Linked DNA regions of Homo sapiens: region 1 is linked to region 2. A link is an interaction called in ENCODE POLR2A ChIA-PET data of the cell type or tissue named here. Cell type or tissue: OCI-LY7. All regions are shown on one strand. Region 1 overlaps CHST11 (carbohydrate sulfotransferase 11). Region 2 has its middle 3.8 kb from the start of CHST11.

Region 1 (2,500 bases), 130 kb before region 2:
CATGGTGGCATATACCCGTAGTCCCAGCTACTGGGGAGGCTGAGGCATAAGAAGCGCTTGAACCCGGGAGGCAGAGGTTGCAGTGAGCGTAGATTCTACCACTGCACTCCACCCTGGGTGACAGAGTAAGACGCTGTGAAAAAAAAAAAAAAAGAAGAAAGAGAAAGAAAACAACTTTGTTAAAATAGAGTACTTTTTACACTTTCTTTCACATTGTATAGTATTCTTCCCACTAAAAATGATGACTCAACATAATGCCAGATCCAAATCAACTCTAAGTGTTAGAGATGCTACTGAAAATCAGGCAAGTTCTAAACAAAGAGTTGGAATTTCCCCAACAAAAACCAAACAATTATCTATCTGCAGCCACTGATGTGAATATTTTTACTCAAGGGATCTTTGGACGGGGTGCGGTGGCTCACGCCTGTAATCCCAGCACTTTGGGAGGCCGAGGAGGGCGGATCACTTGAGGTCGGGAGTTTGGGACCAGCCCGGTTAACATGGTGAAACCCCATCTCTACTAAAAATACAAAAATTAGCTGGGTGTGGTGGCAGGTGCCTGTAATCCCAGCTACTCAGAAGGCTGAGGCAGGAGACTTGCTTGAACCCAGGAGGCAGAGGTTGCAGTGAGCTGAGATCTCGCCACTACACTCCAGCCTGGGCGACAGAGTGAGACTCCATCCTCAAAAAAAAGAGAGAGATCTTTGAAAACTGAGAGCACAAGGCATTTGTTTAATTTCTGCATATTTTAGGAATATAGGATGCTTAAGTATAACTTAAGTTGCTGCCATCAAGAAGTGCTGAAGGGGTAAGGGAGATAAAAGCAGGTGTCAGAATCGATCTGAAAATGAATAGGGGAGGCCCCAGACAGGGGCAGAGGGTGCACACGTGAGCTTTGGGGGAGGCTAGGCTGTGTGTCAAGTGTGGTTGTTGAAATATGGTCAGAGGGAAAAGGCCATTGGAGCTGCATCTGATGAAACACGCCCACGGTCCCCCAATCTCCCTCACTCCCTGCTTCCCTTCTTGTGAATCCAAGATGCAAAGCTGAGCCCCATTCCATAGACCCTCCAAAGATATGGAATGGGATCAGAATGATCCCAAGGAGGGGAAAAAGAATCAAAGCCACTGTAGTGGTTTCTCCCCAGGGAAATCCAGGGAAACACTCACAATTTTAAGGAGGGTTTCATCTTAAAGTAAAGATAAAAAAGTGTTATGACAAAATGGAGAGACAAGGTCCCATCTTTATCCAGAAAGTAAGAAAACCATGTACAAGATTTCTGTTGCCTTGATAAGCAGGAAGGCATGGCCCCAGTATACAACACATATGTATGTGGCCGCACTTAGATATTAAAATTCCCTCCAAGTTGGCCAGGCAGGTCTATTTGTGCAGGCAAATTAAAAAGCTGTAAGACAATAAGGTGTCTGCAAATGGTTACAGCTACAAGAGGATATGAAGCTATTTGCATGTCTGTCTCTAGGGGAAGCAGCCAGATGTGTTAGAAACAGTTCCAGTTCAGAGCTTGCGGCCACCTGTGAGCTGGGTGACTTGGGGAGAAGGAAAACAGGTACAAGCAGAAGACATTTGGAGTTCCGGCTCTATACAATGCTGAATGCCAGGCAGGCACTTCAGTGGAAGTCATTTTATATAACCCTCCCTTCCTCACTACCATCCCGAGATGTATTATTTCTATCATACAGATGAGGAAACAAGTGCAGAGAGGTTCTTGCCAACGGTACACAGTTAATAAATGACAGATCCTCTAGGATGATACAGCAGGGAAATGTTTATTATCTCTGAGTGTTCCCAACAGTGATTGGCCCCATGAGAAGGGCGTGCAGAGGGGACGTGAAATGCACAGAAAGAACTTAAACTCCAGTTGCATCCCTTAGTAAAGATAATAACATGAAAACAGGGGCCTGGGGTTTAAGTAACTCAGTAAAGGTGATGGGGCAGGGGCAACATATCTGTCTGACACATCTGGTCAAAATGCTGACATCAAAGTCTTCAAGCACAAACACACGCACACACACATGACTACCCCAACGCTGATTTCATTGCTCAGGAGCAGAGCACTGTAGCCAAGGGTAGGCTCTAAGGGTGTTAGAATTCCTGCCTCAAATCCTGGCCCCTCCACTGGCCAGCAGAGTGATCTTCTGCAAGCTTCTTAACCCCCTGCATCTCAGTTTGCTCACCAATAAGATGGAAATAATGAGAGAACCTGCCTGATAAAGTTATTAAGAGGAGGACATGAGCGGAAAGCACTGAGTGCATTGGCTGCCACAACTCTCAGGCGCACATTTCCATATTTCAATTTCTCGCAAATAAGGATGCATCCTACAACCATAGTCTTCTTAGACTGGATGAAATAAGGATAGAATGATGATGCTGACGATAATGACGTAGTGCATCCCTTACTTCCTTTCCACCTCCCTCCGTCCCATCCCCATCCCCATCTCAAAGCCCAAACTCCTGGATGGAGTGTTTGTTCTCAACTTCTCT
Region 2 (2,500 bases):
TTGTTTTGTTTTGTTTTTGAGACGGAGTCTCACTCTGTCGCCCAGGCTGGAGTGCAGTGGCGCGATCTTGGCTCACTGCAAGCTCCGTCTCCCGGGTTCACACCATTCTCCTGCCTCAGCCTCCCGACTAGCTGGGACTACAGGCACGTGCCACCACGCCCGGCTAATTTTTTGTATTTTTTAGTAGAGACGGGGTTTCACCATGTTAGCCAGGATGGTCTCGATCTCCTGACCTCGTGATCCGCCCACCTCGGCCTCCCAAAGTGCTGGGATTACAGGCGTGAGCCACCGCGCCCGGCCAGGGGCCTGCCCATTTTAAAGCCTGGCATGGCCCTGAAAAACTGGTTGAGGAGAAAGTCTTATTTATGTTGACGATCTTGTAGAATTTATAGCAGGGGAAGAAATCGGTGTGAAGTCACAATTCGGGCTTCTGGGTGCTGTTGTCAATGGACTGACAGATGTTTATGTGGCCCTTCCAATCCGCGCAGGCTGAGCGCCTCCTCATTCCGGCAGATTATACCTACAATGCACTGTCTTGTTACGATCTTGCAAACCTGGCAACGATGCCCTTTTCTGCACCTTGTTGGAGAGAAAAGTGGGCCCAGGGTACTAGTAGACAGAGAGCTCTTCAGCATCCTTGAAGGGAGAGAGGGATGTGTCTTCTGCCAACATCAGCCAGGGGCCCCAGACTGGCTCCTCCAAGGACTGGCGCTGCCATTTGCATCTCTCTGGCACCTCTAGCACAAAGGATACTCAGTTAACCAGAGCACAGTAAATATTTGTGAAGTTGAATTATAAACCATTTGCCCGCAGTATGTGGAGATCTTAGGGTACAAATTTTCTACAGGTAGGTAAACCGCAAGTAACACAAATGGGTTACTCGTGACATGACTCTGAGAGCAGGCTCTGCTTTGCAGGCTTTTCTGAACAAGGTGGAGAAAAAGACAGCAAGAGAGAAAGGGATTGAAGAAGGGAAAGAGAAAGGGAGAAAAAGAGGGGAAGGGAAGAGACGAAGGGGGAGGGAAGGAGAGGAGAAAGGGTTGGGGAAGAAAAGAAAAGAATTGCCTGGGAAAGAGAAGGAGGAAGGATGGGAGAGGGAAAGGGAGAGAAAAGAAGAAAGGACGAAGGAAAGGAGAGAGGGAGGAAGGAAGGGAAGACAAGATGAAGAGGGAGGAAGGAGAGAGGGAAGAAGGAAGAGAAGAAAATAAAGGAGAGAGGAGAGGAAGGAGGAAAGGACTATCCCTCATTATTCTGTCTCACTTTCTTCTTCTTTTTTTTTTTTTTTGAGGTAGAATCTATCACTCAGGCTGGAGTGCAGTGGCGTGATCTTAGCTCACTGTAACCTCCGCCTTCTGGGTTCAAGCAATTCTCCTGCCTCAGTCTTCTGAGTAGCTTCAGTACAGGCATGCACCCCCATGCCCAGCTAATTTTTGTATTTTTAGTAGAGATTGGTGTCACCATGTTGGCCAGGCTGGTCTCCAATTCCTGGCCTCAAGTGATCCGCCTGCCTCAGCCTCCCAGAGTGCTGGGATTACAGGCGTGAGCCACCGCGCCAGGCCTTGTCTGACTTTCTGATGCCGCCTTTGCTCCTCCACCTAGTTTAGGCCCGAAAGACTCCTCTCCCTCCCTTACTGAGGACCAGGTCTGTGGGACCCTTGGGCCCTACCCTAAGCCGACTCCAGCTGCCCTCTGGATAGCCCTGGCCACCTCCCCGTCTCCAGGCACAGCCCAGAAATCAGTTCCGTGAGCCACTCATCCCTCTCAAATATTTCTCAACTGGTGGCCCCTGATCAACTCCTAAACTCTATCTGCATAACTAGGAAACCTTCAGCTCCTGGCCCTCCACCCACCCCAGTACCCCTCCTCACCCCACCAGGTGCCTTCACTGTGTTTTTTTCACTTTGCCCCTGCCAGCGCCTCTGCTGGCCCCATCCACCAGATCATCCAGGTCTTTCTATGGAGTCTTTCCAGGCCCCCTGCCTGCCTCTTGCTGCTCCTCAGTAAGGACATTAGCATTTCTTGAGCACACTTTGACATTCATGGCATGATAATTTATTGAAATATTCATTTGTGTGTGTTATCCTCCTACTTCCACTTCTCCACGCCCCCTCCATTTCAGGCAGGCTTTGTGCCACCTTGCCTGAGGGATTTGATGAAGGCTTCCTGGGAGAAAAATTTAAAACTGTGGAAGAGATAATGGCAGGGAGAGAAGGGGGTGTTGGGGGTGGATTTGTGAAGGAATAAGTGAGTGCCCTGCCCCCTTTTGCCTGGGAGGTGGATGCTCCATAGGTACTAGTACCTGGGATGGCTAAAACCTGGCACAGTGATCCCAGTGCCACCAGGGATTCCAGTGCCCTAAGCATGGCACAAAAGTCACAGAACTGCTGACCTGAGGGAGCTTCAAGGACAGAGCCAGGCAGATGCCTTGGAGGTGATTCGTGTGGCCAAGAGGGCCTGTCATGCTCGGTGCCAGGGCCAGATTAAGATGCTGAGAACCTCT

Evidence for each region. Peaks named below come from ENCODE experiments on the same cell type or tissue, not always from the same donor. Only the 100,000 strongest peaks of a DNase experiment are listed, where the experiment ranks them.
Region 1: POLR2A ChIA-PET joins it to region 2 with 8 read pairs; 8 of 35 experiments call an interaction of 5 or more read pairs at or near these places.

What each region holds. Positions count from the first base shown.
Region 1 is chr12:104,581,915-104,584,414 of GRCh38, reverse strand. The region is part of intron 1 of CHST11 (carbohydrate sulfotransferase 11); the gene reads right to left. Among named protein-coding and RNA genes, the nearest start is that of MIR3922, 8.5 kb to the left of the region's middle. RefSeq lists enhancers at 577-646, 1,473-1,522. In OCI-LY7, no CTCF peak of the experiment used is centred here; DNase peaks (open chromatin) are centred at 894, 1,464 and 1,984; H3K4me3 peaks cover 2,115 bases; H3K27ac peaks cover 2,500 bases.
Region 2 is chr12:104,451,919-104,454,418 of GRCh38, reverse strand. No RefSeq gene overlaps it. Among named protein-coding and RNA genes, the nearest start is that of CHST11, 3.8 kb to the left of the region's middle. RefSeq lists an enhancer at 1,582-2,084. In OCI-LY7, no CTCF peak of the experiment used is centred here; no DNase peak of the experiment used is centred here.